Linked DNA regions of Homo sapiens: all the other regions are linked to region 1. A link is a contact called in ENCODE Hi-C or POLR2A ChIA-PET data. All regions are on one chromosome and are shown on one strand. Each heading gives the region's core, a stretch centred on a gene start or an enhancer-like site at or near the end of the contact. The rest is flanking DNA. Distances are from core to core; before and after follow the strand shown.

Evidence for each region. A loop is a pair of places that touch in the nucleus more often than their neighbours do. ChIA-PET counts read pairs that join two places held with the same protein, here RNA polymerase II (POLR2A). Pooled maps may share reads with other maps.
Region 2: a loop to region 1 is called in a pooled map, with 5 times the contacts of the local background. The contact joins the promoter of IL10RB here to the promoter of MIS18A-AS1 in region 1. A Hi-C loop is called at or near these places in 5 of 50 pooled maps. POLR2A ChIA-PET finds 5 or more read pairs at or near these places in 2 of 52 experiments (K562 and activated CD4-positive, alpha-beta T cell).
Region 3: a map with no recorded cell type shows a loop between it and region 1 (4-fold over the local background). The contact joins the enhancer-like site here to the promoter of MIS18A-AS1 in region 1. A Hi-C loop is called at or near these places in 1 of 37 single-sample maps with no recorded cell type and 1 of 50 pooled maps. POLR2A ChIA-PET finds 5 or more read pairs at or near these places in 2 of 52 experiments (HEK293T and OCI-LY7).
Region 4: a loop to region 1 is called in a map of naive thymus-derived CD4-positive, alpha-beta T cell, with 20 times the contacts of the local background. The contact joins the promoter of TIAM1-AS1 here to the promoter of MIS18A-AS1 in region 1. A Hi-C loop is called at or near these places in 1 of 168 maps with a recorded cell type or tissue (naive thymus-derived CD4-positive, alpha-beta T cell), 1 of 37 single-sample maps with no recorded cell type and 10 of 50 pooled maps. POLR2A ChIA-PET finds 5 or more read pairs at or near these places in 1 of 52 experiments (OCI-LY7).

Annotation. Positions count from the first base shown.
Region 1 is chr21:32,277,794-32,280,715 of GRCh38, reverse strand. It overlaps MIS18A-AS1 (MIS18A antisense RNA 1), which reads right to left and starts at 1,511. Exons shown (of 1, transcript NR_046576.1): 1 at 1-1,511. MIS18A (MIS18 kinetochore protein A) reads left to right here and starts at 1,667. Exons shown (of 5, transcript NM_018944.3): 1 at 1,667-2,035. The coding sequence starts at 1,702. RefSeq lists enhancers at 1,254-1,473, 1,417-1,916, 1,917-2,418.
Region 2 is chr21:33,264,865-33,267,786 of GRCh38, reverse strand. It overlaps IL10RB (interleukin 10 receptor subunit beta), which reads right to left and starts at 1,420. Exons shown (of 7, transcript NM_000628.5): 1 at 1,273-1,420. The coding sequence starts at 1,321. The region is part of intron 7 of IFNAR2-IL10RB (IFNAR2-IL10RB readthrough); the gene reads right to left. IFNAR2 (interferon alpha and beta receptor subunit 2) reads right to left here. Exons shown (of 9, transcript NM_001289125.3): 9 at 2,123-2,922. IL10RB-DT (IL10RB divergent transcript) reads left to right here and starts at 1,527. Exons shown (of 2, transcript NR_038974.1): 1 at 1,527-1,724; 2 at 1,885-2,155. RefSeq lists a silencer at 1,165-1,574 and enhancers at 1,745-1,814, 1,845-1,904.
Region 3 is chr21:31,508,273-31,511,194 of GRCh38, reverse strand. It overlaps a transcript of TIAM1 not described here. Among named protein-coding and RNA genes, the nearest start is that of TIAM1-AS1, 49 kb to the left of the region's middle. RefSeq lists a silencer at 1,335-1,394. Within about 2 kb of position 1,379, at least 3 of the 41 ENCODE cell types and tissues checked have a DNase peak (open chromatin) inside an H3K27ac peak, as active enhancers do.
Region 4 is chr21:31,557,678-31,560,599 of GRCh38, reverse strand. It overlaps TIAM1-AS1 (TIAM1 antisense RNA 1), which reads right to left and starts at 1,367. Exons shown (of 2, transcript NR_171013.1): 1 at 1,005-1,367; 2 at 113-583. It also overlaps a transcript of TIAM1 not described here. RefSeq lists a silencer at 1,019-1,648 and enhancers at 928-1,740, 2,554-2,922.

The DNA of each region.
Region 1 (2,922 bases), core at 262-2,761:
CCAGAGATATTATGCTTGAAAACAACAGTCCAGGAAGGTCAGGCTTGGCTCTACAAAAGTAGAAGGGGCAAAGTATGGTGAGGCATGCCTGTAGTTCCAGCTACTTGGGAGGCTGAGGCAGGAGGATCGCTTGAGGCCAGGAGTTCGAGACCAGCCTGGGCAACATACTGAAACATCATCTCTGAAAAAATAAAGAAAAGAAAAAAAAAAGCAGAAGGAAGGAAGGGAATTCTATGGGTAAAAAAAAAAAGCCTAAATTATCTAAAGCATTTTCTTCCAGTAAGAAGGTGATTAACATGAGCATGGTGTGCCAGGGTTTACAAAGTATTTTCATGAATATTAGAAAACTCGATCCTCATGAACAACTTGGTGTAGTACTGAAGAAACAGACTCCATTTACTCCATGAAGAATTAGACTCAGGGAAGGCAAACAGCCTTTTCCACAGTTCCCTACACTGTTACTACCTTGTGGAGGGAGGGGTAAGTTAACCAGGACCACTGACTCCAAAGCTTTTGCTTTTTGCTAGTGGCTGTAAGCACTAAAATTGGAAGTACATTTACATAAATAGTTTATGCAACCAAGCAAAATAGGCAGTGACTTGGGGGACACCCAGAGCGTAGTAGGAACAGAGTAGGTCCTTGCAGGTAGCTTTCTTCCCAGGTATACCACCAGACTGTCTGTGGTGCAGCTGGCTGGTTCCCCGCCAGCTTTCCCTCCTGACCTACGGTGTTTTAGGCAGAGGCTGGCTTTCTGGGGCAGCTGAGGAAATCTGTCCTTATCATCAACAAGGGATGCTTCTTCCTTGCAAGGACGAATTGTTCCTTGATCCAAGCAGCAGGGACACTTCCAGGCTTTCCAGGGGCACTGCTGCTTCCTCAACTTTTTCCTTGCAGTGACAGCCTGAGTGATCCGGGGCCCTTCCCAGGGTCTCATTCCAGGGATAGCAGTGCGCAAAAGGACCCTGTGATGAGGGACTCCTCTATCCCCTTCCTTCTCCACTTCATGGAAAGGAGGTCCCCAGGAGCCGACAAAATAGAGCAGTGGTCATCAAAAGTGGAGCTGCTTATATACAACTATAATTAGTCCACTTACAAAAAAGAAGAAAAAGGGTGGTGGTCTGGCACAGTGGCTTACGCTTGCGATCCTGGCATTTTGGGAGGCCGAGTAGGGAAGATCGCTTAAGGCTAGGAGTTCGAGACCGGCAACATAGAAAAACTCCCCCCCCCACCCCCCAAAAAAGGTTGGGCTGCCAATACTGACAGCGTGGGCACGCCTAGGAGCTTGTTAGAAATGCAGATTCTCGGGCTAACCTGCTACCTGCTGAACCAGAGTCTGCGAAGATGGAACCTGGCGATCTGCTTAAGAAGCTCGCCAGGCGGTTCTTAGACACTCAAGCTTGCAACCCGTAACTTTCTCAGTGACGCTGCCCCTCCCACGGAAAGGGGTGAATAATCCTTAGGAAGACAAGCAAACAGGTCTGCATCATCAATTTCTTCAGGCTGGAAAACCTGACGCAGGCGCAGTGACTATCACGCTTGGCCAAGGCCGCACGGCGCGCATGCGCACTAGAGGCCGCCCGCCGTCCCGCCCCCTTCAGGCTTTTGCCCCTTCTCGGCCTCCGCCACCGCTCCCCGCCCCGCGCATGAGCAGCGGCGGTTTTTTTTCCCATGGCGCTCTGGGGCGCGGGCGATTTGTAGGTAATGGCAGGCGTTCGGTCACTGAGGTGTAGCAGAGGATGCGCTGGCGGCTGTGAGTGCGGCGACAAGGGCAAATGCAGCGACTCCTCGCTGTTGGGCAAGAGACTCTCCGAAGACTCGAGCCGCCACCAGCTGTTGCAGAAGTGGGCGAGCATGTGGAGCTCCATGAGCGAAGACGCGTCGGTGGCCGACATGGAGAGGGCGCAGCTGGAGGAGGAGGCGGCGGCTGCGGAGGAGAGGCCGCTGGTGTTCCTGTGCTCCGGCTGCCGGCGGCCGCTGGGCGACTCGCTGAGCTGGGTGGCCAGCCAGGAGGACACCAACTGCATCCTGCTTCGCTGTCAGTTGGGTCGAGCCGGGCAGGGGGGGCGTGGGGTCGCCTTCTTCCAGGGGTGCCGCGCGTGGGCGGCCCGGGAGGAGGCGGGGGCTCCTTGGGGCTGCCCAGGGACTTTAAGAGCAAAAAGTCTGAGAGTGTGAGCTGTGGCAGGAAAAGGGGAGGAGGGTCACCCCTCCACTTTGGCTCTCGGGCGGTGGGTTCTTTTCTGGGGTCCCCGATCCCAGAAGAGCAGTGGTTGAATCAGCATCATCGTGAGCATTACTCAGAAACAAAGGGCGACAAAGAATAACACTTTTAAAGACCCTAAAAAAAGAGAAACAAATGGTCAACTAGACTGTAAGCACTTGAGGTGCAGCCAGTACTATTACTCCCCATAGAAATTAGCAGGCTGTTGGTGTATCAGCGGATGCCTCTACAGCCTCCAGTGATAGAGCCGCAGAGTTGACGGAACACAGTGCTATAGGGAAGAAAGGGAAGGAAACTTGCAATAAAAGCACCAACAACCCCATGAAAACTGGCGAGGAAGGAGGATGTAGCAAAAGAGTTCAGAAGAAGGCAGGAATTAGTTTCTAATCCTGGTTCTAGCAGTTACCTCTTACCTCTGTTGTTCCACTGTTCCCTCATTTTGATGTTTTTGCAGTATTTAGGGATAAAGTGGTTCACATATTTTTTATGAATTGGTGTAAGAATGGCTGTTGTTTTTGGATTGTGATTTTTCAAGATGAAGTTTTTTCTGTCTTTGAATGCCGTAAATGTTCCGATGGCAGTAATTCACCACCGGCTTATCGACGTTTCTGGAACGTTTTCCTTGGTGTAATACTGGGAATAAAGGAGCACACCAGTGTCCAGTAGTTAACTGAAAGTTGAGATTAACTCTTTGCACCTATCAA
Region 2 (2,922 bases), core at 171-2,670, 990 kb before region 1:
CCCAGCTCTTTGGGAGGCTGAGGAAGGTGAATCACCTGAGGTCAGGAGTTCGAGACCAGCCTGGCCAACATGGCGAAACCCCATCTCCAATAAAAATACAAAAATTAGCCAGGCGTAGTGGCACACACCTGTAATTCCAGCTACTCGGGAGGCTGAGGGAGGAAAATCGCTTGAACCCGGGAGGCGGAGGTGGCAGTGAGGCAAGATCAAGCCACTGCACTCCAGCCTGGGCCACAGCAACAGAGCAAAACCCTGTCTCAAAAAAAAACAAAAAAACAAAAAAACAAACAAACAAAAAAAAAAACGGAAGAAGAAAGAAAGAAAAGAAAATTTGAAACCTACATGCAAGTAGAAAAGTAGAAGACTATAATAAACCACCACCCATCACCCAACTGGTACCAAGAGAGATATAAATGTGCGAGTCATGGGCCTATAGCCCGTGTTTAATGCCAGGGTTTGGCTGAAATCCCCCAAAGGAACAGTGCCAGGGAAGGAGAGAAAAGGCCTTGGGCATCACAATTAGCTACATAGAAACCTGACAGAGCAGGAGGGTCCCAAGCAGAGACAGCCTGACAGGGCGGGAAACCGGAGGGGTATCCCGGAAGGCCAGGGAAGAGTTCATGAGAAAGGAAGGAGGTGACCATGGTGTTATTGGAACCTAGGCAGTCAATTTAGAGGACAGAAAAGGTTTCAATGGATTTAGGTTTAGAAGCCATGGAGCTGGGGCGCTGGGGGACAGAATCCAGATTTCAGGGTGCTCGGGCCTGAACCGGAAGGAGGGGAGGTGCAGCGGGTGATGGGAGGCACATCTGTAGGGAGGGCTGGCACTGAGGGGGCAGACTTGGGGTCAGGGAGGGCTGTCAGGGCACTCGGGGACTGGTGGGGGCCTCCACTTGAACTGATAGTCTCCAGAAGGGTCAGATGACAGCCACGGTGGGATCTTGGGTCTTTTGGGGAAGCTACTTTATTTAGACGCCCGCCAGCAGAGAGCTGCAGGAGGACAGGGAATCAAAAGACGCCGGGAGTCTCCCCCTGAGTTTAGGGCCCAGACGGTCTGTAATCCGGGCGCGGATGGGGCTTTCTCCTGTTACAGAATCGACGGCAGCAGCAGCCTAGTTGCGTCTCAGCAGCCGGCCGTGGCGTTTGCATCTTCTCTCCCGAGGCCCCGAAGGCTCTTAAGTCACTTGCAGGGCGCCCAGGGATGGGATCAGGGGCGGCATCTCGCGGGGCCTCCCGGTTCCCAAGCGCGCCCCCTCCCCGCGGACCCCTCACCTGACACCAGCAGGCAGCCACCCAGCCAGCTCCCAAGGCTCCACGCCATGGACGGACGCTGGGGGTTCCGCGGCTTCCTCCAAGCACACGACCCCCGCCCGCGCCCGGGAGAGCTTGTCCGCGGCGGCTTCCGGGAACCAGCGGAGATGGGCGGGGCGGGGTGGGGAGGGGCCGGGCGACCGGGCTCCCACCCCGCTGCAGGCCCCGCCCACCAGCCCGGGTCCACCCGCGAGGCGCGGGGCACAGGCTTGGCAGATGCACACGAGGAAGAGGAAGGGATCCTCGCAAGCTTTGAAAGGCGCCGTCAAGTCAAATAAATAAATGCCCTACAACACCAACCCAGGACTGAGATCTGCATGCTGGAATGACGGTGGTGGTGGTGGCTTTCAGTATTCCCCAGGTTTTGTCCGGAGCACCGGCACGCCCTCTCTTGAAGTCCGCTCTCCGCACAGGTGAGTTAAAAGCACTTCAGCAGCAAATCCAGTTTGAGGGTCTTCTTTACCCTTCTCCCCAGGGATAAACAACACAAAACCAAGTCATCTTTACGCAAATAACTAGTTTCTTTCAGAGACTACTAAGAAAGCGTTAATTTCCTCTTTTTAACTTGATTAGTGGTTAGACGGGAAGATCCGGAGCTGTCCAGTGTCTTGGGTAATGCACGGCATCGCCTGATGTCTGACGCTAGAACACCACGTAAAGTCAAGCAGAGGGAAGTGAATGCGCCCTAGGCCCCTGCAGGCCACCAAGAAGAGCTAGAGGGAGTTGGTGCAATCCTAGAGATGCCGGCAGGTGCACCAATCTGTGGCACACGTACGCTCTCCAATGGAAGACAACTCAAGACCACACCAAGTTTGTATTAAAAAAGTACTGTTGTGTTACTTTTTACCAACCTCCAATCATTATACAAAATGTTAAAAAATACACAAACACACACACACACTCACAGCCATAGAGGTTATCGCAAAAGATCAACCCAGAATCTTTCAGAATATGACAGATGCACTGAGAAGGCAGATAAATTGATTCAATATACAAAAGGCCTCTTTCCTATGGAATTTCATTAGATTAAATAAGGTGTTCCCTCCTCACAGCCTCATCCTTATGAGCAATCATATAAATAATCTATTTAAAGTCCTTGAACTATAACTTGTATAATTTTTAGTTTTCCCCCTTTGAAGGGGCCTAAGAGAAAGGTTTGAGAAACCAGCTCTTGAGGGGGGCAGGGGTGAGGGGTAAGAGGTCCTGTGCCTTTCATTCATCCTGGGAGCTTCTCAGGATTGCAGCATTTCCACCTGAGTGTTCATTCTTGTACATTTTCTCATCTTTCTCCTGGGTTCCTAGGATCTTGGAGATTACCTAGTCCAATCCTTTTACTTCAGAAACAAAAAACCTGAGGCTCAGAAAGGCTAAGTCAAATGCCTAGGGTCACACAGGGAAACTGTGGGAGTTGGATCCCTGAGTCCCAGTCCTTAAACTGGTTGCTACATGACATTCTAGAACCTCTCCCCACCAACTCCCTTTTTAAAGACAGGGTCTGGTTCTGTCACCCAGGCTGAAGTGCAGTGACATGATCTTGGCTCACTGCAACCTCCGCTTCCTGGGCTCAAGCCATTCTCCCACCTCAGCCTCCCAAGTAGCTGGGACAACAGG
Region 3 (2,922 bases), core at 130-2,629, 770 kb after region 1:
GTGACTTAGAACAACACAAGTTTATTCTCTCGTTGTTCTGCAGGGCACAAGCCCAGACTCAGGGTGCCCGCGGCATTGGTTCCTCCTGTGATGCTGTGTAGAATCCTTCTTTGCCTTTTCCTAACTTATGGTGCTTCCCAGCAACCTATGGCATTCTTTGACTTGTCTCTCTTCTGTTGCCACATGGCGTTGTCCTATGTGTCTCTGCTTTCAAATGGTTACCTTCACTGTGTGTATCTTTGTGTCTTTTTTCTTCTTGCAAAGACACCAGTCATAGGAACTCAGGGACCACCCTACTCCAATATGTCCTCATCTTAATGAATTACATCTGCAAGACATGATCATAAAAAGTAAACAGTTTTTTTTGTTTTTTTTTTTTTGAGATGGAGTTTCACTCTTGTAGCCCAGGCTGGAGTGTAGTGGCATGATCTCAACTCACTGCAACCTCCGCCTCCTGGGTTCAAGCAATTCTCCCGTCTCAGCCTCCTGAGTAGCTGGGATTACAGGTGCTTGTCACCACGCCCGGCTAATTTTTTGTATTTTTAGTAGAGACGAGGTTTCATCTTGTTGGCCAGACTGGTCTCAAACTCCTGACCTCAGGCAATCCATCCGCCTTGGCCTCCCAAAGTGCTGGGATTACAGGTGTGAGCCCAACAGTTTTCAAATGAGGTCTGTTATGGGCTGAAATGTGTTCCCCCAAAACTTCCTATGTTGAAACTTCATATGTTGAATCCCGAACCCTCATTACGCCAGAATGTGATTGTATTTGGAGACAGGACTTCTAAAGAGATGATGAAGTGCAAATGAGGTCCTTAGGGTGGGCTCTAATCCATCTGACCGTTGTCCTTATGAGTAGAGGAAATTTGGTCATAGAGGCACCAGGGATGTGCACGCACAGAGGAGAGGCTGTGTGAGGACACAGCGAGAAAGAAGGCAGCCATCTGCCAGCCGAGGAGAGGCCTCAGGAGAAACCACCCTGCTGGCCCTTTGGTCGCGGACTCCAGTCTCCAGAACTGTAAGATAATAAGTTGCTGTTGTTCAAACCACCTAGACTCTGGTATTTTGTTATGGCAAGCCTAGCAAACTGATGCAGTTACATTTACGGGTACCCCGGGTTAGGACTTCAGCATATCTTTTTGGGGGATGCACTTCAGAACCATAGCACCAGGCTTTGCTGTCAGGAGGTCCTTTGATGGCTGTGCCTCATAAAAGATGCTAGTTCTGGTCTGGGGTTGTGATTTTCATGTCTTTTCTGCCTGGGCACTAGTACCTCTGCCTGAGATAGATAAACACACTCTCGTGGTGGGGAGGGGCCCAGCGGTAATTGGCTGACTCATCCCTGAAGTTCTGCGGCTCTCCAGGCACGTGGAATTTACTGGTAGAAAGAACTGTCCTTCCAGGTAGGGGGCGCCCCTGAGAGAGAAACATGCAGCCCCGTCTTTGTTGCAAGGGAAGGGCCTCTGACTTTTATCCCTTTTAGAGATGATCTCTGTCTGACAGTGTAGACAAAGCACAGGGCATTGGAACTGTCTTAACTCCCTGCCTCTCTCTCCTCTCTGTGGGTCCTTGATGCCTGCAGGGGACTGAGAGAGGCGTGCCTCGGGAAGGAGATGAGGCATGAGACATGCTATGAAACGGCTGGTTATTTTTACTTCCTGCCTGGGTGTGGGTGTTTGTGTTGACAGTGGCGGAGGAGGTGCAGTGATGAGTGCTGGAACAGTTGGGTGCCCGAGGAGCGGGTGGGAAGTGGCGCCTGTGCCAGGCAGGTGACTTGGTGCTCACATGGCCCTTGAGTGGGTCCTGGGGGCTTTGCAGGACTCCAGGAGAGCTGGGTTTGCACCTCTGCCGGGGGATGTCTGCTTCCTTTTTCCATGTCATATTCAGGAGGCTTCCCCATGCCATGCCTGATCCATCCAACAGGGTGAGACACTCCCAGCTGTAGTAGTGGTTCCCTAAATGGGTGAGTCTCCCTGGGGTGACCTCCCAGTCTCAGCAGGTAGGGTTTGTCGGGTAGTCCTGAAGAACCGTTGTGCAGGGTGCCCTCCATACCCCATAATCTCCACCACGGAGGCACGCAGATACTCCAAATGTATTCAAACATAGATCTCATGGAAAATCAGTGGCCTGCTCTATGACCCAGCTTTAAGACTCATTCCCTCCAGGGGGTCTCACCTCTTGCTGGCTTCTCTAGACATGGGGGTGGAGGCATTTTTGTTCATGACAAGGCATGGGGGAGGGGCAGGTGAGTTCGTAGCACAGCCCAGTTTGCTAAATGTCCTGCAGCAAGTCATATCTTAATACCAATAGTGTGCGCATAGGTCTCCCATGGGGGTGATCAGGAACTGCCCTGTGGGCTAGCTTGAAAAAGACTCCGTGGGAACCTTAGGACCACTTCAACGCTAGGATCTCGGATATAGTCTAAGGGCACACTCACCCTACAGAGTCAGAAGCTGAGACCCAGGTCCACAGGCCAGGATCGAAAGTTGGTTAGAAATTTCAAGATGAGTCTGGGCGCGGTGGTTTATGCCTGTAATCCTAGCACTTTGGGAAGCAGAGGCGGGCAGATCACCTGAGGTCAGGAGTTTGAGACCAGCCTGGCAACATGGAGAAACCCCATCTCTACTGAAAATACAAAATTAGCTGGGTGTGGTGGTGGCTTATGCCTGTAATCCCAGCTACTTAGGAGGCTGAGGCAGGAGAATCGCTTGAACCCGGGAGGCGGAGGTTGCAGTGAGCCGAGATTGTGCCATTGCACTCCATCCTGGGCAACAAGAGCCAAATTCTGTCTCAAAAAAAAAAAAAAAAAAGAAATTTCAATATGAAAACCTAGTTCTTTATTTCTCTATCTCTCTCCTCCCCACTCCAAGGAAAGGTAGAAAAGAATCCAACCTAGGACTACGTTCCACCCTGTAGGGTTTCCTA
Region 4 (2,922 bases), core at 118-2,617, 720 kb after region 1:
CTGCATGGATGCCTTGGCGGCCAAGCTGGGATCTGAAGAAGGGTAGGAATTAGTGAAGTGAAGGGAGGGGCTGGGGGTTGACGTGTTCTGGGGAAAGAAAAGAGACCCAGAGTTGGGAGCGCAAAATGAGATTTTTCTGCTTAGAAGGATCATTCTGCAAAGTGGAGAACAGATTTCAGGGGGCAAGGCCTGGGACAGAAGGACGATGGGAGCCCTTTACTGAGGTCCAGGTGAGACAGGATGGGAGGAATGGGTTTGGGAGGTTAACAAAAATGGATGGGAGAGGGTTAAGAAGAAGGAGGAATCAGGGATGACTTTCAATTTTCCGGTTTAGGTTTATCTTCCACAGCGTGGGCAATTCTTTTTGTTTTCAACAAGATCACCCCGGGAGCGCAGACCTTCCCAGCTCCCGGGGCGAACACGTGTGTATGGAATCAAGGTGTAAGGAACATACATCCCAGCCTTTGTTGTAAATGGGGAAGTCTAGAGCTCTTCAGGAGAGGAGGAAGCTCCGGCCTCGTGTAGGGAAAGGTTTCGCTCGAGGCTGTACCGCCAGCGTCTCCGTTTCCGCGTTCTCCACAACCTTGCGAGAGGTAAACTGCAACTGTAGTTTCCGGATTTTACAGAGGAGCCCAGGAGGTCTGCGTGAACCCTGCCCGAGTCACTTACTCTGCCCAGCAGGTAAGCGTAAGGCCCAAACCCCACGCTGTTATTCCAAGTTCGCTTGCTGGGCACGGTAAGTGAACCCTGGGAGTCCTGGACTCTGGTGAAGGCCACCATGCCCTACCTGGAGGCTGCTCAGGGTCTAACATCCTCTAGCATCCACGGGAAGGGATTGCGTTAGGATTTTTTTCTCTCGTAAAAAAGTTCCTGTCTCCCCCTAGAGCCAGGCACACGCCTCCCGCGCCAGACCACTTGTCCCAGGCACAACATTTTTTGACTCTTCGCCTCCCCCGTTTCGATCCCCCTTCCTCTCCGCCTTAGGTGGCAGGAAAATCCTTTACCTCCGACCAATCCCACCGATGCCGAGCCGCGCGCGCGCGCCAACTAGAGCTCCGTCTGTGCACGCCATTGGCCACCTCCACCTATGCGAGATGACAGGCAGCTTCGCGGACCTATCGCCGAGGGAGGCAGAGGCCTCCGGCCCTCCCAAAGCTGCTTTGTTAGGGGCTCCCTGGTCGTCCCCCGGCCCGCCGCGCCTCCGCTGCCTGCGGGCGATCTCCCCGGGCCGCGCTGACGGAGCCTCGCAGGAAGGCATCTCTGGAGCGCGCGCCGCCCGCGCCCCTCCAGCCGCGCGCTCCGAGCCTGGCTGCGGCGCGGATACCCGGCGTGCGCCCATAGTCGCTCTACAGCCCAACTCCGAACGCCCCGCTCCTGCATCCACCGCCTCGGATTGGCTGGCCGGAGGCGGAGCGATTGTCAGGCGGCCCAATCGGAGCTCGGTTTCCCACGGGCTCCCGCGGCCCGGCCCCCGAGGCCGCAGGCGGAGGGGCCCTGACAGCTCCGATTGGCAGACCACGAGCGGGTTCGAGCGCGGCCGGCAGAGCAGCGCCGCCGCCGTCGGGCGCGCAGCTCTGCAGCTCCGCGGACGCCTTGGCGCCCGCAGCCCCAGGGGCACGGCTGCCCCGCATCGTGCCCGGCCCCGTCGCGGAGATCCCGGACGACCGTCGCGGGTGAGTACCGCGGGCCTGGGGTGCGCGGGCGTCCGGCCGGAGCCGCCCCGGGAGACGGCGGCGAGGATGCCCGGAGCCTCGGTGCCCGTGCCGGGCACGTTCTGACCCCCGTCTCCCGCACACTGGGGCTCCCGGCGGGTCCTAGCTCCCCCCGATCGGGCTTTCCACGTATTGTTTTCGTGTTCACACACTTGGGAGGTGGGGAGATGCGGGGAGGAGAGGCAGGAGGAGGCATCCCTCGCGCGAAGGAGGGAGACGAGACCGTGCAGCCCAGGTGCCTTCGCTGGATGGAAATGACAGCGTCCGGACGTCGGCATTCGGTCCTCTCGGCAGCAGGAGGTCAGCGCTGACCTGCGGCGGCCGCGGCACTTTGTATTTTATCGGCTGATTTTTGTCAACTTCGGGGAGGGCGTGCTTGTGCATCCTTGTGTCTATGTTTGCGTCTCGGTCCCTGACTTAGGCACCTCCGGGCCTGGCTTTTCGGCGACGCGTCCTGGGCGCTCACCTTGGCGATCCGTGCCGCCCTCGGGGCCGGGCTCACCGGGCGGAAAGCCCGGGGGCCGGCGCACGGAGCTGGGGACCCGCGACGAACCCCCGGAGGGGGGCATTAAAAGCGGAATCCTGCGGGTGCGCAGACAATGCCTCATCCGGGCGGTCGGGTCCCGGGGACTGTGCCCTGGGTCCCCGCGCCCTATCCCGTCCCCGCCTCGCCCTCTCACCAGCTCTGCCGCTGCGATGCTGCTGCGCCGCGCCCCTCGCCACCCGGCTGGGGACCCGCGTGGGGCCCGCTTTTGTTTACAGACCTCGCCATTGGGCGAGAGCAGCGCGCCGTGCGCCCCCCAGCCCCGGCGGCTGCCGCTTGCCCCCTCGAAACCTGGAGAAGTTGTTGCGCGCTGTCAGGTGACGCCCCCTCCCCCCGGCCGCGGGGCGGGATGCTGCAGGGGAAAGATGCCGTCTCGGCGCCTTCGCGCCCAGCCCCCGCCGCGCACGGCGCCTCTAGGTCCCCTGCACCCGGGGGCGCCCGTGTCCCAGCCTGGGGTCCAGGCTGGCGGCCCTCGGGGCGCCGACTCGGCCACACTCACCCGGTTCCAGTCGTCGCGTCTCCTGGTCTTGCCCCCGGGTCAGCCCTGGTTGACTCGGAGCCTGCCTTTTCCCGCGCGCTGGCAGGTCTTGAAGGACGTGCGCGAGCCCTTGGGGACACTGTGCAGTCTGTGCCCGCCTCGGTGACACCCGCGCGGCCCCGCAGGGC